Linked DNA regions of Homo sapiens: regions 2, 3, 4 and 5 are each linked to region 1. Evidence: chromatin contacts called from ENCODE Hi-C or POLR2A ChIA-PET data. All regions are on one chromosome and are shown on one strand. Each heading gives the region's core, a stretch centred on a gene start or an enhancer-like site at or near the end of the contact. The rest is flanking DNA. Distances are from core to core; before and after follow the strand shown. Region 1 has its middle 340 kb from the start of LINC00693. Region 2 overlaps RBMS3 (RNA binding motif single stranded interacting protein 3). Region 3 overlaps RBMS3 (RNA binding motif single stranded interacting protein 3). Region 4 overlaps RBMS3 (RNA binding motif single stranded interacting protein 3). Region 5 overlaps RBMS3 (RNA binding motif single stranded interacting protein 3).

Region 1 (4,236 bases), core at 1,108-3,607:
TACGGAAATTGTTTTTGAGCAAAATGTTACAAAAAACAATTTCAGCTGCTGAAGAAATTGATTCTAAAATATCTTGTTTTGATTTTTCAACCTTAAAAATCTAGAAAAATAAAAACTTCATTTTGAGTATCTAAGAAAATTTTAGATCATTAACATTTTAAACTCACAGTTGGGAAGGATTTAGTTCAAAATGCAACGTAATTTTTTTTTTTTTTAGAGGTGGAGGTGAAACAGAAGAATGACATTTATACCTGATGTTTAATGTTAATGGCTGATTATAGTCCCAACTTACTGCACAATTTCTATCATCCCACAAAGCTACTGCCATTGAAGGGATGTGAATATTTGCTAACACTGCCAACTCAAGTATACATATTCTAATAATCTTCTAAAATACTTTTACAAGAGGTACCTAAGAAAAAGACCTTATTACATTCTACTTGAGACAATTGAAAACTTCAAATATAGTGGAACCAGTTGGTAGAAAAAACTCTCAAAAAAAATGAGGCCCTATCTGGACATGAAAAGAGAAGTGGAAAATTGAGGCAATTACCCAGGTCTTTCAAGATAAGAGAAGCCTTTAGCAAGCCACTGAAGCAAATACTTTCTTTTTCTTTTCTATTTTCTGTCCTGAAAGATATATATAATTGTTTAAAGTTCTTATTTCATCAAACTTGCACTAAAACAAATTTAAACATCTGACATTTCAAATACATTTCAATTGCAATCTGAGTTTGTCAACTTTAGGAATGTGGAATGAGAGTAGAAGGTTCTGATCTCCCTTACTTCCCGGTAATTGCAATACTTAAGAAGCTCTAGGGTTGGAAGGCACATGGAGGCAGCTTTTAGGAGCAAGAGATCTTGCTAAATGCCTGGGGCTCTATCTCTGGGAGATTTAGGTGACAAGCATGGGCTTTTGAGTTAGGCCTACGCTCCAAGTCATTTCTCTGTTTCTAAAATAATGTCTTACTTTCTGGTTCTGCATGTCTTCATCAGGCAAATGGTACCTTACAAGCTATTTGTTAGTGATGAGTAATTACAACATAACATAAGCAAAGCCCTTAATACACTCAGAGATAGCATGGGCTTGGTAAAGGGAGCTGATGGTCTGAGTTAGTTTGGGACTAGCCCTGGTTACACTTCATGGCTATATATGCATAAATAAGTACATTTGCACAGTCCTAAAGTGAAAATGCATCAGCTTTCAGAACCAACCAACGCTTGTAAGCCCCCCGACTTTTATGTTAGCAGAACTCAATCCCTTTCATTTACAGCATATTCAATGCAGCTACACCTAACATAAAATATAACTTTATCTGCTGCAAACATTTTGAAAGGATGTTTAATTTTCCTTGTTAACATGTAAACTTAAATTTAGTTATGATTTGATTTCTCGGCAATTATCAGTATCATCTTGTGATCTGAGCAAATGCGATTCTATAATTGTTTTCAAAATGTGAACAATGTTTATTGTGACTAATAATTTCTGAAGATTAACATAACAAACATATTAATTTTGGCTAAGACCATTTCTCTGAGTCACAAAAAAGGTAATCAATGATCATTTGTCAGACTTCTGTTTAAACTCCAGCTCTAGCACTCTGAGCTGTGTGACCTGCATAAATTACTTGGCCCCTCTGAGCCTTCTTTAAAATAGGCATATATCATCACCATCTCTCCCTCCTTCAGCCATGTGTTGTGATGCATACATGAGAGAATATGTGTGTAGGTACCCTGTTAATGTGTGAGTATATTAGTATTTGAATGAACACGTGGAGCAAAAACAATAATAGCACCCTCAAAGTCAAATTGAGATTCTTGTTCCGTTTTTCTCACACCCTCTGTAATAAGTACTAACACGCAGTATCCTGCGTTGGCAGAGGAGGGTATAATAAGACCCCACATCTACCCATACTAATAAGTAAAGTAGCAGATCGAAGGCCCTCCGGGATTTAAGTCCTGCCTTGAAGATGCAGAACAGGGAGGTCAATGCCACCTATAGCGAGAATTTCTTTCCTCTGCAAAGGTGAAAGTCTCCAGATACAGGGGCTCTTCCCAGATCATAAGTCACCCTCCAGTAGCCATTTACGCTGTAGGAGGAAGGGCCCCACAAGTAGCCTGCTCAGGCTCCCTGGAAACTTCTGTGGCTTTCATCAGAGTTCCGAAAGTGAAACGAGGCCAGACATCCTTCCAGGGCCAAAATAGTTCGGAAACAAAAATACGCTGTGCGGCAAGCCCACCGAAGCCAAGGCAGCTGAATAAGCACCCAGCTCACAGCACAGGAAACCAGGCTGCCCTGTAAATAAAATTAGCCTAATGAGACTCTGTCGCCATCCCATGTCTGAACTGAAAAGTGATTTCTGCCAAGCCCTATATCCAAGCAGATAATCGTCTCTCTGAACATGCATGGGACTTCTAGCTAAAGACATTTCAGTTGAAATTCAGAGTACTCATGTACTAAAGTATTTTTTTTATAATTATTCTCCCTAGAATTCTAGGATAGAGAGGACTTTTCCCATTCTATGATTTTAGAAGTTATTTATTTACGCCAAACTCCATTTTAATTGAGGAATAGTATGATTGTGCATATACTTGAAGGAGAAAAGCAGGGAGAGAGATGGAGAGGAAAAAGAGAGAAGTTTTCATTGTCTAAAGTATTTTTTATGGTTCCCAAACTAATAAAGAACTAAGGATTTAGATACCAAAGCTGGCCCCTTTCCAATAGGGCATCCAATGAGAGTTGCTCTCAAAGGATTTATCCACGAGGAAAGCAAATTCACTCATATAAACAAAACAGGATTAAAAAATTGTTCCAGGAACGTCACAGCTCTGTCTCAATAAGCTTGGCTGTGTATTTAGAGACTTGGTTGGATTAACATATCCCACTATGTGACGTCGCTGCCTCCTATGGTCTGTGCGGTGAACGAAAGTGAGGCAATCAGCAGCAGGTAAAGATACTGTATGTGCTCCTTGTTGCTGAAATCAATGACTAATCCTGCATGGACAGGATGAATACAAAGTCAGGGAATCTGCTCTCACTGCAGAATGCCTTTTATAATATTTGCATTGAAAAAGTTTTAATAATACACTCAGCTATGGTAGTCAATGTCCTATAGAAATACAACAGATAAGCTGGTTGACCCCCTAACGTTCGATTAATTCATCCCTGCTCCATGTATCCCTCTGAATGTGTTCTTATGTCTCTTTGTGTTTCAGTGAGCTGGCAGTCTTCCTTTTCTTTGGTTACTCTCCATGGGAACTAGGTCAGGGATCTACCCACTGTGGACTCCAATGAATGGTCCCAGTTGATTGATTGTTTTAAGTGAGACTTGGAGACATTTTAAGAACACTGTAAGGATGATGGTTTGGGACATGGCACAGTTTAGCCTCAACTAAGTAGAACATTAAAAAAAAAAAAAACCACTTAACTTTTGGAAGCAGTCCTAAATGTTTAGGACTAAAACTTGTTAATAGGATGGGTAGAAGAAATGATTACAGAAATTTATTTTTTGTTTTCCTTTTTTGTTTTGTTTTGTTTTTTATGTGTAGCTGGTAGGGGAAAAAAGAAAAGTATAAAAGGGAATTTTCAAGGTATCTGATTCTGGGTTGGAAAAGGGAAAAAGTGGAATGGAATGGCAGATTCTTGTATATTCAAAATAAATCTTTCTACTCTCTAGTAATATGAGGTACAGTGCTATAAAGCTTTTGCTCTGAATCACTATGGATAAATAACTTAAATTCTCTAAAGCTTTGATAACATGAGAGTGTTATCTATATGAGAGGATTTTTGTAAAGATTAAATGAGATAAAGCACATGAAGTGATCATAAGTCTGTCCCACAAAGGGTAGGTGTTAATAAATGTAGCTGAAATTATAGTATTAATGCAGATTGTAAACTTGCCCATTGCCTACACACCTAGGCTGTAAAAATTTGCATTTACAGTCTGCATAATACCTAAAATGAGAATATAAAAGTCTTACTCTAGTTATTTAAAAGCATATTAAACTGTACAAATTTGAAGTTTCATTCATCGCTAAAGCTAATTCTAAGGAAAGTCAAAAGAAAGAAACTTCTGAAGAATGACAGCAGTGCAAAGCAACAATCATAAATAGAGATAGAGCATGATAACATATATATGTCATGGTTAATGTCAATTTCAGCTAAGATTTGTCAAAGAATAGCAAGCCAAATACATTTAGACTTCCCTAAATAGTTTTGTTTACTATCTTCACCCA
Region 2 (4,221 bases), core at 281-2,780, 520 kb before region 1:
AAGTATATATAGAAATTTAATCATATGAGTCAAAATAGGAAGAGTTTCTTGCTTAATCATCAATTAAATGCAAACATTATTAAAAAGTAGAATGTTGAATAAATGTTTGACTTTTGGAAATTATATAAAGCAGGAAAGTAAGATTCTTCCAAGGACATCCTTGAAAACACTTCTAGAGGCATATTCCAGGGCTTTATTATCCATGTGCCTAATCTAAAATGTCAGTTTGTTATCAGAAAATCAAATTCATCCCCAAATTTTCACAATAATATTCATTTTTAATACTTCTGGATAATTGAAAGCACAGTGGTAGGTCCCATGAAATTGCTAGAGCCTATGAAAGTCAGAGTAAGAGAGCTAAAACAGGGGATTAAATTATGTTTTCCGATTTGTGTGAGCATCATTAAGTCTAAAAGTTCTCAATCTTTGCTACATACTAGAATTATCTGAGCAGGCTTTAAAAAATCCCAAAATCCAGGTTGACCCATACTGGTTAAATCAGAACACTTGAGGTCCAAACCTATTTTCTGAAGGTCCCTAAGGGATTCTCACGAGTAGTCATGGAACTGAGAACCTATGATTTATGCCACCCTTATTCTCATTATATGAATGTTTCAGTGATTACGAATATCGGCTTTGAAGTCAGATCCAGATTTTGAATCCTGGTGGCTATGGTGGCTGCATAAATTTGAACAAGTTTCTTAACCCTTTTGAGTATCAGTTTAAAGAAAGTATTATTCCCACTTCATAGGGAAGTTTTGAACATTAAATAATTTAAAAACTTAGTAGAGTATGAGGCATGTAATATACAATAACTGTGTTAATGTAAATATATAAATATAACAACCTATTATTAATGACAATTATTTAGTACTAATCAAATACTATGTCTAGTTTACAGCAGATGCTTGGCAAACATAATTTTGCCCAAATCTGAATGAATATACGTAACCCATTGTCAAATCTCTGCTGAATCAAGGAATTCCAACATCGTGTTTTGGGTCTTTAAAGCACTCTCTCATTTAAAATACACAAAGGCAGGGTTTAAAGATTCCAGTATTCACTTCCTGCTCACACCTGCCACCACATAGATTTATGACATCTCAAAAGCAGCTGCGTAATTTGAGTCTGACTTGCAGAAGACAGCTACTAATAAATTTCCTAGGGTCTTATTAGAGGAAACTTTTAAATCTTCAATGACACAGTAAGAAAGAACTCTAAAAATTTCCAGTCACATTTTTCTTATTTACTTGTTTACCCTGGAGTGCATGATGACTTGTTTTCCTTTAGTTGTATCTGAACAGTCTGACAGATTATTGTGACAAGGTTACTTTTAAACTGATAAAAGGTTTGATTGTGTCGGTGCATTTGTCAAAACTGTCTGACACCATGTATAATGGACTCTGCGCTCGGAGCCTGGATGGCACTTGAGTCTGGCTCTTACTATTCAGCGTTCAGCACGCACTATAATGAGACATCCAACAGGGTTGTGTAAAAGTCCGGGAGATTAGCTTGGGCAGACCCTTCGGCTCTCCAGCGCAAACACTTCTATTTCGTTCCTCTGGCTTTTCATTGTGGGTGTTTCCCCTCTCTTTTTAAATGTTAAAGTGACATTCAGAGTTTCATTTTAAAGGGGGAAATGCTAGGGTGTCATGACTTGAGCAAAGAAAACATTTACGGAGAAAAGTGTGGGGGCAGGGCAGTTGACTTTCCTGCTCTTCTGGTAAGGACTGGAAATATGTATGTACCTACCCAAGAGTTTCCCTCTATTTTCCTGCATTCTGTTTCAAGTGGCCTTAGCAGCGGCATGTTTACTTTATAATAGAAAAACAATGCACTCTGTTCCTTCACAATATTTTAATTAACTCCATAGCAGTCAATCACAGGAAAGTGGGGGCAATTGGCTGGGGCTTCCTGAGAACATTGTATTAAATCAAATTTATAAGCCACAAAATGGTTAGATAAAATATGTTGTAGATGTGGAAAATATAAATACAATAATGATTTTTTTCCATTGTAAATGCTACCCATTATGATGCACGTTTGATTTTATTTTTTAGGAACAATTTAAATGTGTTTCCAGGGCATATTCAGAATCATAAAATAGAAGTTACCAATTTCTTGGAAGGACAAAATATAACTTATATGTAAAAAATCATTACACTACAAATATTTTATCTGGCTCAAAAAAGTTACAATGCTCTCTCTCTCTTTCTTAAACCAAATCTATCTTCTCCGACTTCCGTCTGGTCTTCCTGAGATAAGCATAAAGGATATATATGATCCAAGTGTTCTGTCAGTAGTCTTCAACTGATCATCCATCCATGAGTAAATCTGTATAATCAGTTGGATTCCTAGTTTTTATTACATTGCCTTTAGTGCTTTTAATATTACAGCCATTTAATTGTTTAACAGTATATTGATGACCCGTTCAAGACTGGGTAAGAAAAAGGGGGGAGGGATAGCATTAGGAGATATACCTAATGCTAAATGACGAGTTAATGGGTGCAGCACACCAGCATGGCACATGTATGCATGTGTAACTAACCTGCACATTGTGCACATGTACCCTAAAACTTAAAGTATAATAATAATAAAAATAAATAAATAAATAAAAAGAGATTAACTAAAAATCAACTCATTTGGGTTCTATTCTGTGCTACTTTGCTGTTTCTTTTGAAGTTCATTTGGTTAATTGTTCCCATGTCCCTGCTTTTTAACGGAAAAAAGAATGCATATGACAAAATCTTTCACCACACATAATTTTTCTACCACCACTAATATTACTTCTCACACCCTCTTCTCTGAACAAAAAGCATTCTTCTTTCAGCTTTTCAACTATTCCTACTCTAATTGTTCCTTGATCTCAGAGGATCACTTCTCCGTACTCTGCAGCTGGAGTTACCTATTTGAAACAAAAATATAGCTATGCGAACTTCCTGTTTATGACAATTCAATGATTTCCTCCATTGTTCTTAAGATAAATCAAGCTTCTAACATCATCTCCAAAGGAATCATCTTGTCCTTTCGTGTTTTCTAGCTCATTTTGCCCCACACTTTACCTCTTTCTCTCTGCTATAGTCACGTGGCTTTTTCTTAGCCCTTTGTCCTTGGCATGCCCCCTCCAGCCCTTGGCTCTGCACACAATGTTTCCTTTACCTGGCTGCTCTTCCACTTTTTTCTAGATTAGTTAAATCTATTTATCCTTCTAATCTTAGCTCAATTGTCACTTCCTCAGAGATACCTTTGCTAATCGCCCTAACTAGGTCTAATCTTGTGCTAAAAAATCTGTTAGTATCATGCTCCTCTCTCTTTTGCACTTACAGTTGCAATTTTTTATCAGATCATATATTTAATTGATGCCCATTTTCCCTAGTAGAATATAATATTTCTCCTTTATCTAAATTTACTCACCACTGACTCCTCACCACAGGCATGCAGGATATAATCTGTAAATATTTCTTGATTGAGAACAAAATAAAGTTCCTTAAGGTGTCTCAAGAAAAAGACATTACAAGGTTTTTAACTATACTATTTTCTACGCTACGCACAGTATAATGTATTCATCCAAAACATAGGTACAACTAGATTTTTCCATAGAGTAAAATCATTCTTTATATTTATTGTTCTTCAGTCTTATCTTCTTTTCTTTGATTTTACTTGTGATCTGAACATAGAAGTTTTGATGATGAATGTGAATAGAATTCCTCAATAAGAATTTGCTCTCAGATTATATATTTAGAAATAATGCAATTTCTTTTTCTTTAATACAATTTTCTTACCGTTCATTAGCATTAACATGGATATAATATACTAATACCAGAAAATCCAATATGTCTATGCCTTTTTAAAAAAAGACAATATGCTGTTTTGTGTATCTGTTTTCTATTATTTTATTACAATGGATATTAGCAAATATTGCATTTCCTATAAGGAATATTAACTCTAAAAGTGCTTATAATTTCATAGAAATAAATATGGAAAATGAATCTTGATGGCAAGTTCATTTAAATCTACTAAAATTATCTGTTGTGTGAGTGAAATTATTTTAAAGTGTGAGATGAGGTACAGGAATGGAAAGTGATTTTAATCTTTAGAAGACTGTTAATGTAAAATGGTAACAAGCACTGTGAGAGGCCAACACTACGAGAGAGAGAGAGAGAGAGAGAGAGAGAGAGAGAAACAAGCAAGGTTTTACAAATGACCTGCATTGGTCTCTTA
Region 3 (4,311 bases), core at 622-3,121, 570 kb before region 1:
ATGGAAGAAAGCATGGACCTTGGTGCTAGACTGAACAGGGTTTGCATCCAGCTCTGACTCTCACCTTGTGTTGTAACACTGCAGAGTTTAACCCAACTTCACTAAGACACAGTTTCTTCATCTGCAAAAATGAGAAGCTAAATATGTCAAATCTCCTAGTTCAATCAACATTTATGTCTTTGGGAATCCACTATATTAGGCTCCAGGAGCAATGTAATATAGTAGTTAAAAGAATATACGGAGACACCAAACTATCATGGTTCAAATCCTAATTTAGCCTGGGTATATTTGGTTGGCTAAGTAAGTAATATGTGCTTTTTGCATCATTTGATCATCTATAATAATATAAATACATTTATTTAAATAATGATTTGAATTATTTGTAATGATATAAATATTTTTGTAAGTATATAAGATGAGGATAATATTGTCTTCTTTATAGGCTTTTTGTGAAGGTAAAATGGGGTTTACCTAACGTGCTGAGGACAGTGGCCGACACAGAGTAAGTATTATTAATGTTAGCTCTTCTTCCAATGATGCTCTCCCTGCTATCAGCTATATAAAAATGTCTCCAGCCCTCGGCATTCTCTGAGAATGATGAGAAGTGGAAGGGGGTAAAGATTCTGTCCCCAAAGCTTCAAACATTACTACTTAGACTGTCAAAAAATTCCACTGAGAAAATTGACATGTAAAGTTATTTGCTAAAAGATAATTACATTTACAGTTTACATCGTTAGTTTTAAATGTTAGGGATTTCATTATGTTCTCACTCTACCTAGTTGTACAGATACTCACCTGTTCGAAGCTTTTTTGTTTGTTTCATATTATCAAAATGACTATTACCTCATGCCTATTACCACACGAGATTATTCCCTTTAAAAACTCCCAATCCTCCCTTTCCCATCTCCCCCAAAACACTCTTTTTGGAGCTCTATTTCACCCCAAGAGTCTCTCTGTTGGGAAAATAACCAGTAAAATAAAATCATATTTGAACAGTCTCTTTACTAGACAATGATTCATCGTACCTACAATCATACCCATTAACTAGCTGTAATGTTAGCTAGGTTTGAGCTATTAAGGTAAATAAATATTTGCAAAATTATATGTATCTTAGAGTAGAAAATAAGGGATAAGAGAAGAAAATGTCACTGCATCTTTTTTTTCCACACCAAGCACCATTAATACAATATGTGAGAAGTAAAAATCAGAAAAAGAAAGAAAAATTAGATCAGGTATAACTATCTTACACCAGGCACATAAACCCTTAAGACAAAAATCCTTCTTAATTGGTTTATAAAGGTGTTCCTGAAATTTTTATATAAGAACCTTCTAAACTGAAATTTAGCTCTGTCTTAAATATGAAATTAAACATTACTGTGTTTCATAGTGGATTTCATCTCACAACTGGACTGTTAACAATAGTCAATGGCATGCATATTGTCCTACTGTATCAATATTACAAGAATGTCCTCTACTGCATTAAATGTAGTATATGTAATCACTTTTACAGCAAAAAATGTTAAATGTTTTCTTATGGAAAGCATTTGTGAGTATTTTGACAAGTAACTTTTTTATAAACAAAGAAAAAGAATTTTATTTCTCAGAAATTATTACAATATTACTATCAATGGAAAATCACACACAGAGTCCAAAAAAGCAAACCATACTATTTCTTGATTTCCTTATTTCTAAACACTCTCTAGGCCAGACTTTCCGACAGCACAGAATCACAAAACAATGGAACACAACTCAGAGTACTTGACGCAACATCTACTATGACTGGAGTAACAGGAATTTCATTCCATGGCTCCGTTACAACATTCTGCATTAACAATTAATTTGCAAAGCTAGGATATGCTTTAAACAACAAGAGAAGGTACTTAATGGGCCACTGGTTACAGTTCATGTCTGAACTCTCAGGATGACAAACAGGTACTTTCTGCATGACTGGCTCTGTATTCTCTGTGATCTGCAAAGTCAACAACTGATGTAGATAAATAAGGTTTAGATTTTTTTTAAAGACGTAACCACCATAAACACGAGACCCACGAATGTAATATACCTATGAAATTATGCTTTTATCAAAGTATACTAGTAGATTAGAATGAAAACTACTCTGCAGATTAAAAGTACATGATTTTATACACTCCGAAGGAAAATAAAAATTTCTGAAGTAAAAAAGTATGCCTTCAGGTATATAACCTCATTTACTTACTCTTTCCCTTCTTAGGGTTTAGATCAAGACCTTATGTCTTCATAAAGTTCTTTCTTCAACTATGCCACCCACCATTGGAAGCAGAAATCTAATATTAGAGAAAATTATGTGACCAAATTGCTGAATAATGCCTGGAAATAGACACCTGAGCACAAGTCCCATGTGCCTCCTGACTCCAGAAGCTTTCAGACAAATCCAATTCACTTATCTATCCTTTCATTTCTTACAGCTAGAGGAGATAAAATACTATCCACAGTCTACTTCCTTGGGGGTTTGAACTTTTCAAGGGAAATAAATAAATGAAGTAAATATATTTTACACTATAGTTCTTTCTATGTGGGCCTTCTCTAGCCAAAGTAGGAACTCCCTAATACAGCATTGCAAAGATGCTTTTTGGCAACCCCATACCTACATATTCACCAACTATCCTGAGTGCTCATGTATTCTACAAATATAGCCAGGTCTCTAATGACATTTTCTTTATATTCAAATACAGCCAGGTCTCTAATGATATTTCTTATATTCTATTTTCTTTATATTCTAAAGAGTATGCTTTAAAAGAGTAGCTAGTCTACAGTAACTATTTGCTTATTACATTTTTGAGTTTTCATAATTTTATAAATGTATATATTGTCTATCAACTTTTTAAAACACTTTCACCCTAGCTTGTCAATACAATTTTCATATTTAATTTTTTAAGAGAAATAGCCAGTTCTTTTCTGGCATTTATTCTTAAACAGCATCTGAGTCAAACTATATTTGTTGATACACTTGATTATTCCACATACAAGCCTAATTTAAACTAATGGCATCTTTTATTTTCAAAGCTGAAGAGAAAATAGAGTTATTATGGGTCTACTCTTCATGAATTATGAAGACATCAAATTGGTGGGATCCTTCAATAAAGAATTTATTTTTAAACCCTTTTGCTGAATCACCCACTGTGTATATTAATTCAAAAAATACAGGCAGAGACTGAAAATAGAGTCTCCGCAGTCAATTAACTCTCAGCTAACTCATTTTTCACATGCCTTCTATATTGATACCAGACTAGAAAAAGGTATCACATTTATTTAATGGATGAAACATTAGCCTTTTAGCAAATGTGGTTGTTTGCCTACTTCTAGATGGCTCATTCATTCTTTGGCATTTGAGGATGGTAATGGAGCATATCTGTAGCTTTAGGGACCCAGTTGGAATGTTGTAGGGCTATCTCTCTGATGGAATACATCAGCCACGTTTCACCTACAAGTTTACAACCCATTTATATTCTGAAGTTTTAACAAGTTCAATCTACAAATGGGTCATCAAAGTCATGCATAATTGTTATGGACTGAATTTTGTCCCCTCAAAATTAATATGTTAAAATTGTAATCCTCACTACCTCAGAATGTGACTGTATTTGGAGACAGAGCCTTTAAAGAGGTAATTAAGGTAAAATAAGGTTATACGATAGGCCCGAATCCAATATGATTGTTGTCCTTATAAGCAGAGACAGGCACAAAAAGACCATATGAAGTCGTAGAGAGAAGGCAGCCATTTACAAGAAAAAGAGAAAGGCTTTAGAAGCAGCAATGGTGCCAATACCTTGATCTTGTATTTCCCACTTCAAAACTGTGAGAAAATATATTTTCATGAAGCCACCCAGTCTGTGGTACTTTGTTATGGCAGTTCTAACAAACTAACACAATAATCTTCTCTCCAAGGCCTCCTGAGCTTTGCAAAAAGAACAGAGGTGAGAGGATTCATCAGACAAGACACCTTTCTAAAATGCTTTGCTCAATGATTTTGCACTTGTCCCTTCCAAGCTCTTACCTAAGACCTTCAAGCTCTTTCTCATCTAACATTTGTGTATGATAACAGAAGCCTAGAAGTCTCACAGTGTTACAAAGAGCAGACAACAAATAATCCAGAACCTGGTCCTTGGTCTTGTAATCTGGGCAGTGTTTCTTTCCCCGGAGAGATAATCAAACTGTGATCATGCATCCACACCAAGTAAACTTTACATGTCTATTGTGCAAACTAAAACGTCTTTTATTAACATACTATTTCGGGCTAATACCTTACAAAGAACACAAAATAAGATTATCTAGCTG
Region 4 (3,945 bases), core at 944-3,443, 790 kb before region 1:
TATATGCTTGGAGGAAGCAGAGACACTGTATATGAGAATGCATTAAAGTATAAAACATTTTCTTACTCATATTTGTTGCTAGAATGTTTGAAGAGAATGTGGAGAGGCAGGACTAGAGAAGTTTCCTGGCCAAAAACTAAATCAGTGCATGTATAAATATATTATTGCTTTTCTTCTGGTATAGAAATGACCAGTCTTTTTCTAGAATGGAGCCAGCACAGGATGTAGCCAGCCAGGTGAGTGGCATACTCACAGAACCAGGAAGAAATAATTTTCTCCAGGTACTAGGCTACCTGTAGGTTTCCATTACAGACTTTTCTCTTTGACTCTGGGAATGGTATGCCAGGTAGTTTAAGAGAAGGGCACATTATGTCTTATCTTTCTTTTCAGTGAGAAGCAGCTTAAGGGTTTTAATCATCCTTATATGGGAACAGAGGGCAAACACTGAACAAAGAGAGGGTGAAAATATTCTACGAAAGTATGGAAGTGATCATTAATGGGGGGGAAATGAAGAGAAATTTCATGCAATTGAACACTTTTCTAAAGTTTGATACTACAAGGAATATGTAATCTGTGGTATATTATATATAATATAATATAATAGATACTAGCCACAATAATCAATCACTAAGAAGGTCTTGAAGAATTAATATTACCAAAATCACATCCTCACAGGGAAAATATATTAAGGTTCTCCTGAGAACCAGAACCAATAAGAGATATCTCTCTCTTTCTATCTCTGAAAAAGAAATGGGATTTATTATAGGAACTGACTCACATAATTATGGAAACAAAGAAGTGCAGGATATGCTGTCTGCAAGGTGGAGAATGTGGGAAACTGGAGATGTATTTCATTTCTAGTCCAAAGGCCTGAGAACCTAGTGGGTGCCTGGTGTCAGTCTCAGAGTCTGAAGTTTGAACCTGAAGTTCTGATGTCCAAGGACATGAGAAGATGGATATTCCAGCTTCAGAAGGGAGCCAATTTACCCTTTCTCCACCTTTTTGTTCTATATGGTCTTCCAGCAGGTTATATAAAGCCTGTCCACATTGGTGAGGGCAGATCTTCTTTACTCAGTCTACTGATTTAGATGTTATCTCTGCAGGGCATAGTGGCTTCTGCCTGTAATCTCAGCACTTTGGGAGTCCGAGGTGGGCAGATTGTTTGAGCCTAGGAGTTTGAGACCAGCCTGGACAACATGGTGAAACTCTGTCTCTACAAAAACTATAAACATTATCAGGGCATGGTAGCATGCATTCGTAGCCCGAGCTACTTGGGAGGCTGACGTAGGAGGATCACTTGAGCCTGGGAAGCAGAGGTTGCAGTGAGCCAAGATTGCATCATTGCACTCCAGCTTGGGTGACAGAGTGAGACCCTGTCTCAAAATAATAATAATAATAAATAAAAATTAACAAAAATAAAAACCAAATACAAATCTTTCCCAGAAACACCCTCACAGATATAACCAGAAATAATATTTTACTAGCTATCTGAGTATCCCTTAACCCAGTCAAGGTGAGATCTAAAATCATCCACCACAGCTAGGGATGATTATAAATCTCATTTTGGAAAAACAGAGAAAACCTTTTTCTCTTATATAATGAGGCAAAAGAACAAACTTAGGGAGAAATGTCTGATTCTTTAAGCTGTAGGCTTTATTCGAGGGGAAAATGCTCTCCTACCATAATTAATCACATAAAGAAGAAAAAGGAGCAGCAAAGTGATCACTTAAAAGCACAGTGTCTCTGTTATTTATGAGCTATCCAAAGATACATGAGCAGTTGTCATCCATTGAATTTTTAACCTTTAATGGTTATGCTAGCATTCACTTTCATATTGGTAAATAATGTAGTTGGTTTGCTTTATTATTTTCCTTTTCTTCAGTTACTAGCATTGACCCAGATGTTTGCTCAACCACAAAAGGCAATAGCTAATCCTCATTATAACCCTATCCAAAGTATTTACTAGGTTAAGACCAGGGTGTGCCAAAGATTAGAGCATGTGTATGGAGCCATGGGAAGAAAGTGACCCTTGAAGGAGAAAATTGGATTCTGGCCTGGCTTTTGCCACAAGCTCATTCTGAGATCCTGGGTTAGTAGTCTGACCCTGCTTGGCTCTGAAGTTTCTGCATCTGTTTAAAATGGTCGGATTAGGTGGTCTCTAATGTCCCTTCAAGTTCTAAATTTCATGACTGTATCCATCAGGCAATCTCTTAGGCTGTGCTCCAAGTTTCTTGGAGGTCAAGAACATGACCCAGTTATTCATACTCAGGCCAAGTCCACAGAGTCAAACCATAGAAACTCTCTTCCCAAATTTGTTCAGAACAGCTGAGAGAGCCAACGAATATGGAGAAAATCATTTCCAGGAACAGTCTAAGGAACAACATGAAAGTGGACACAATGTCCATTTCCTTTACTACGCTAGTCTCCTCTTATCTGTGATTTCACTTTGCACAGTTTCAGTTACCTAAGGTACAGTACAATAAGACCTTTTGAGAGAGGGATCACAATGACAACTTTTAATATAGTCTATTGTTACAATTGTCCTCTTTTATTATTAGTTAATCTCTTATTGTGCCTAATTTATAAATTAAACTTTATCACAGCTATGTATGTATAGGAAAACACATAGGATACATAGGGCTAAGTACTATCTGTGATTTCAGGCATCCACTGGGGGGCTTGGAACATATCCTGTGCAAATAAGGGGGGAGCTACTGTATTGTATATTTAATGCGTGGAACAGTGCCTGACACATAGTAGGTGCTCAAATATTTTATGATGAACTAATGTCTCTTGGCATGTATAGTAATGGCTGTATAAGCAATTATTTATACTGAAAATTTCAGAAATTAAAGCATTTCCATAATGTATAGCATTAAATCAGTGACAAGTAATAAAAAGATATGCAAAGAGCAGCCTGATAACTCTGAAAGCCTCTAAAGAAAATGGTAATGATTTAAACTGAATCTCAGAGGTTTAAAAACACGTGGTGTAATGCATGGCCTGACAGTTAAACTGGATGAAGGGAATTCACTGAAATGAGACGGATTATGGTTTTCAGTCTCTGAACTAACACACTATGTTTTCACTTGAAGCTGATTCTATTCCTTTTGAGGACTCAGAGCTGTCACCCATAAACGTTCAGTATATTGGAAAGAGTATAGTGCCAGTCAGGCTGCCTGACCCCGAATGCTGTGCCTGCGACTGTGTAGCTGTGTGACCTTTGGTAAATTACTTAAATTTTCAAGCCTTAGCTCTCACAGGTTTACTGAGAACTTCCTTATAAGGCTTCTGGAGAAACACAGAGAAAATGTATGTAGTAGTGCTAGTATAGTGCCTGAGCAGAGAATATATGCAATGAAGTTTAGCTGTGATTATTACTGATATATTATTATTTACTATTGACATAGAGGAGAAGGAGAATATTTAAATTTAGCATTCTTAATGACTATCACCCATCAAAGAAAAAGATAAAAATATGCATTAATAAGGCCTGGTTCTTTCTATTCACAAATCCAAAAAGGCAAATCAAAAAAACTTCCAATAATAGAGAGGTGAACTTTTAAAATGGAAATAGCCTAAACGGTTTCTTCTTTAAAAATTATCGTATGTGTATCAACCAAGTTTGAACAGGTAATGCCAATTGCTCACATGAATAATCTCCTTCCATTTGATTAATTTCCATTTCACAAGAAAGTTACGAATGTCATCTGAAAAATGGTAACGTGTTTTTTCTCCTCAAGTGTCTTTCAGCTATTCCTTCACTTAACCGACCCTATATCTACTCTATTTCCTTTTAATATTCTTTATGACTGATAAAATATCAAAAAGACTTTTGTGCAAGATAACGCTTTATCTCTATGATTATATATAATTATAGCTTTCTTAGAGGAAGAATTAAATATAAATATAGACTTTTTCAATTATCTACAGGCAGTTTATTTA
Region 5 (4,056 bases), core at 166-2,665, 840 kb before region 1:
AATGGATCCACATAAGTATTATTTTGAAAAAAAAAGTCTTCAGAATGAATCAATTTGATGTCCAAATAAAAAGAAAACTCTTTATGCAATTTTAATAGATAAAAATAAAAACAAAAACAGCATTTTGTTTACTACTCACTCACAAGTTCCCCTATATCAGAAGATGTTTGGATAAGAAAGGCAAGCGGAATCTTTCCTCATTCTAAATATTTAGGAACAGCTAAGTACAATTTTCCTAACTCTTTCAAGTTTCCTTTCCAGTGGAACCTTTTACTGTAAGTCTTTCAATTTTTTTATCTTTTTTTTTTTTTAAGTAGAAAATTTCCATTTCCAGGAAGAAAAGAATTCTAACTCTGTTCTTTCTCTCTTCCCACAGGATCCACTATTGTCTCTTTGGGAAAATAACCTTCTCTCCTAGCAGAGACATGAATGGGAGAGGAAATGTAAGCCCTTAATTACTACAGATGTTACTTTATGGAATTTTTATTCCAGGAGAGCTACAAAATGCAAAGTTTATGCCTCAGAGCCCCCTCCCTGTTCAATCTCTCTCTGGGTACTCATCTGGATAAAAGGCAGTTAAGAATCTAAAGCTTGCTTGCAAGAGTCCTACAAATCAAATCCTTTGTCTTAAAATGGCATGGAATTATAAATGAAGACTAATACTAGGGGTGTGTGTGTGTGTGTAGGGGTGTGTGTGTGTATGTGTGTGTGTGTGTGTTTATTCTACATAATACATTTTAGGGAATAGAGAGGAAGCTAAAAAAGAAAATCAAGTGGCTAACCCACTCCACCCACTTAAAATATTTTTGTTCTGTTTGAAAGCCTCAAGTCCTCCCTTCTGCATTCTAAGTGTGATCATCTTTTCTTAACACTGTTTTACAGCCATATCAAGCTGGATGGGGGCTGTTTCTATGAACACAAAGACAGCAGAGTAGATTGTTCACTTTGGGTTCATTCAGATTTAACTAAGTGAATGTCTGCTGTGAGCCTTTAGAGACTCCCGTCTCTGAAAGAATAAATGCAATAAAAGTCTGTTTTCTGTAGCTGCCGGCGCTTAGTGTCAAACCATGTTACGCTGCACCACCCAGCAGTGACAATTCCATTTTAATACACGGGGCACATTTTAACAAGGCAAAGCAGTCCCAGCAAAGATGGCAATATAGGAGCTGCCAAGGGGAAAAGGCTCAGTGTTCCTCATGCATTTTACGTGGAAGCAGAACAAAAGTGAGACTGAGACCCAGAAAGCTCTGGGGGGGGAGGAAAGAGACTATATTTGAATAGCCATCTTAGGAAGAATGTGCCCATTTTCTTCTCAAGTTTCACAATTAACCTCTCTGAAATGCCAGCTCAAGCTGTCTGGAATCTGGCACACGCTTCAGTTGAAACTGACACTAGCATTATCAAGTGAGTCTGAAAAGACAGCACACCAGACACAGCTGCCTTTATATGTCCCTTTCAGATGGGCCACTGAATCACTACAACTGCATCTATTCTTCCTAGGCGGTACCTGAAACCCCTTGCGTCCCTCAGAACAGCTTGAGTGCCAGGCCAACCATTCACCTGACAATACATTAATTAGGATCTTACAAGGCTCTAATCATTGTATAAAGCTTCAGGGTTTTCTGTTAGGTCTGATGTTTAAATATAAATACACATTAAAGGTCCTGTTTGACATTCTTTCTTGTCTCAGTACCTAGGACACTGGCTTCAGTTATTTGAAACACACCACAGAATTGTGCTTCTTCTTCCTTTTTTTTTTCAAACAGCTACTAAGAGGAGCTAGTTTAACAGCCGATACAATTCCCACAGGCAAATTACGTCAGATGAGAGGCTGATCCAATATTAGTAGAATGTTCTGGGTCAGACTTAACATGCAGAGGTAGAAACGTACTTTGCAAAACCATTTGCAGCCTACCTCTGTCACCTCCATAGAGAATCACACAGTTTATGGTCTTAAAGCAGTAAGCATTATTAACCATGTATTTAAAACAAACCCATCCTGTCATTTATTATGGTTAATTAGAGGTTTCCAGTATTGTGAAATGTTTGTGGTTTTGCAATCACAGGCTCTGTACAAATTATTGGCAACTTAGAGTATCTAACGTTGTAAGCCAGTCATCCTCATTTCTGGTAAGATTTACGTATGCACAGGGTCAACATTAAACTATTTTTTAAAGTACTAAACTCTGCACTGCTTCTGACATTTCAAAAACAAATTATGTCATTTCCTTCTTAATCCATTGTAACGGAAGGAATAAAATAGTGAGTTCCAGAAACAAAGATGAATGAATGCGATGAATTTTCTTCTCAGTTTTTGCAATTTGTTTTCTTCCTGCCAGGCACCTGACATTCTTAGGATACAAGTGTCTTAAGTACCAAACAGTGAAGCAGAGAGGCCTCCCTTACATGCCCTTTTGTAGAAACCAGAAATTTTGAGGGTATCTTGCTCAGCATTACAACACATTCCTCTTAGGAAATGAAACTGTGGATGACAATATTTGACTAATGAAAACACATTCCAGAGTTTGAGAGTCACATAATTTCAAGACTCAGATATCAACTTCTATATTGTACAGATGAAGAAAGTAACACTAGAAGACTGTGATTGGCTTCCCTAAAAACTAGTTAGTGGATGAGCCTGGAATAGAACTGTTGTCTCATGACTTTGAATTGAGACTATTTATTTGCAAGAGATGCAGCTCCATTGCTGGCCTCATGTCATCCCTCCTGATTTTCTCTACTGACTGATGTACTTCAATCTGTTCAAGAGTAGGATGGGTCCTGCTAGCTCCACTCTACCCAGCCACTATTACTTCAAGAAGTTGTTTTCAAAAATGGAATATAACCTGATATGAGATGTCAAGGGTGTTTCACCTCTGTGGTATTCTCTCCCAAAACCCATGAAAACTAGGGGTCTTATCATGAGAAAAACAGCTGACAAACTCAGATCTAGAGACATTCAGAATACCTGGCCAGTACTACTCCAACAAACAAAGTCTAAGAAATTATCGCAGATCAGAGCAGGCTGATGAGACAGGACAGCTAAACACAATATAGTAACTGGATTGGATCCTGGAACAGAAAGAAAATGTTAATAAAAAAGTTGGCAAAATCCAAATAGAGTCTGGAGTTTAGTTAATAGTAATATACCAATGTCAGTTTCTTAATTTTGACAAATGTGCCATGGTAATTTAAGGTGTTGTTAATGGGGGAAACTGGGTGTGCAATATATAGAAAATCTATATTATCATTATGGCTTCTATGTGAAGGTAAACTTATTGCAAAATAAGAAGCTTTTAAAATCACTGTACATTAAAATTATCAGAAAACTACTTTTAAAAATACCAATCTCTGGGGCCCAGCCCAGGAGATTCTGACTTAATTGTTTTGGCATGAGGCCCAGGCACAAAGATTTCAAAGCTACCCAGGTGATTTCAGTGTGCAGCCAGGGTTGAAAACTCCTGTTCCGAAGTTCTGTGTCAGGTATGAGAGACTAGAAACCATGGGCCAAACCCAGTCTACAGGTATGTTTTATTTGGACTGCAAAGAGATTTTGGAAATTTTGAAATGGTTGTCAACATTTGAAACTTGGGAGATTTCACATGAAAATTGAAATCTGTGATTCCTTTTAATAGATGGGACAGTTTAACCCATGCTTTCTGCATGGCAACTATGACATAATAAAAAATATATTTAGTCTTTTTCTCAGGTTGCTGACACACAGCTTCTAAAACCCTTGGAATTTCCTGAGTGATAGGGGTATGTTTTGTTATTCAGAACAGACTATTTTTAACCACATCTGAGTTTATGCTAATGAGGTCACTCAGGTAGCTTCAGGATGGGGACTGGTCACCAGAAAGACTAAGACTTGATTAGTGGGTTGGAACTTTCATCCCCACCCTCTCTGACTTCCAAGAACTGGAGAGGGGCCAGAGATTGAGCTCAAACACCAAGGGCTAATGATTTAATTAATCAAACCCAGAGGTTTTACCTAATGAAACCTATATAAAAATCCCTAAACAACAAGGTTCAGGAAATTTTCAGTTTGGTGAAGAC

What was found. Hi-C counts contacts between places; a loop is a spot of excess contacts on that map. ChIA-PET counts read pairs that join two places held with the same protein, here RNA polymerase II (POLR2A). Pooled maps may share reads with other maps.
Region 2: a loop to region 1 is called in a map of endothelial cell of umbilical vein, with 3 times the contacts of the local background. The contact joins two enhancer-like sites. A Hi-C loop is called at or near these places in 1 of 168 maps with a recorded cell type or tissue (endothelial cell of umbilical vein), 1 of 37 single-sample maps with no recorded cell type and 2 of 50 pooled maps.
Region 3: a pooled map shows a loop between it and region 1 (2.4-fold over the local background). The contact joins two enhancer-like sites. A Hi-C loop is called at or near these places in 1 of 168 maps with a recorded cell type or tissue (IMR-90), 2 of 37 single-sample maps with no recorded cell type and 3 of 50 pooled maps.
Region 4: a loop to region 1 is called in a map of cardiac septum, with 2.5 times the contacts of the local background. The contact joins two enhancer-like sites. A Hi-C loop is called at or near these places in 1 of 168 maps with a recorded cell type or tissue (cardiac septum) and 1 of 50 pooled maps. POLR2A ChIA-PET finds 5 or more read pairs at or near these places in 1 of 52 experiments (Caco-2).
Region 5: a loop to region 1 is called in a map of tibial artery, with 7 times the contacts of the local background. The contact joins two enhancer-like sites. A Hi-C loop is called at or near these places in 48 of 168 maps with a recorded cell type or tissue (A673, Calu3, GM12878 and 26 more), 31 of 37 single-sample maps with no recorded cell type and 40 of 50 pooled maps. POLR2A ChIA-PET finds 5 or more read pairs at or near these places in 1 of 52 experiments (MCF 10A).

The regions. Positions count from the first base shown.
Region 1 is chr3:28,914,917-28,919,152 of GRCh38, reverse strand. No RefSeq gene overlaps it. Among named protein-coding and RNA genes, the nearest start is that of LINC00693, 340 kb to the right of the region's middle. Within about 2 kb of position 2,357, at least 19 of the 41 ENCODE cell types and tissues checked have a DNase peak (open chromatin) inside an H3K27ac peak, as active enhancers do; they include ascending aorta, endothelial cell of umbilical vein, gastrocnemius medialis and 4 more, where a contact is called at or near this core.
Region 2 is chr3:29,437,989-29,442,209 of GRCh38, reverse strand. All of the region lies in intron 2 of RBMS3 (RNA binding motif single stranded interacting protein 3), which reads right to left. Among named protein-coding and RNA genes, the nearest start is that of RBMS3, 160 kb to the right of the region's middle. Within about 2 kb of position 1,530, at least 7 of the 41 ENCODE cell types and tissues checked have a DNase peak (open chromatin) inside an H3K27ac peak, as active enhancers do.
Region 3 is chr3:29,483,831-29,488,141 of GRCh38, reverse strand. All of the region lies in intron 2 of RBMS3 (RNA binding motif single stranded interacting protein 3), which reads right to left. Among named protein-coding and RNA genes, the nearest start is that of RBMS3-AS2, 160 kb to the left of the region's middle. Within about 2 kb of position 1,871, at least 2 of the 41 ENCODE cell types and tissues checked have a DNase peak (open chromatin) inside an H3K27ac peak, as active enhancers do.
Region 4 is chr3:29,709,766-29,713,710 of GRCh38, reverse strand. All of the region lies in intron 4 of RBMS3 (RNA binding motif single stranded interacting protein 3), which reads right to left. Among named protein-coding and RNA genes, the nearest start is that of RBMS3-AS2, 69 kb to the right of the region's middle. Within about 2 kb of position 2,193, at least 2 of the 41 ENCODE cell types and tissues checked have a DNase peak (open chromatin) inside an H3K27ac peak, as active enhancers do.
Region 5 is chr3:29,756,915-29,760,970 of GRCh38, reverse strand. All of the region lies in intron 5 of RBMS3 (RNA binding motif single stranded interacting protein 3), which reads right to left. Among named protein-coding and RNA genes, the nearest start is that of RBMS3-AS2, 120 kb to the right of the region's middle. Within about 2 kb of position 1,415, at least 12 of the 41 ENCODE cell types and tissues checked have a DNase peak (open chromatin) inside an H3K27ac peak, as active enhancers do; they include ascending aorta, endothelial cell of umbilical vein, gastrocnemius medialis and 4 more, where a contact is called at or near this core.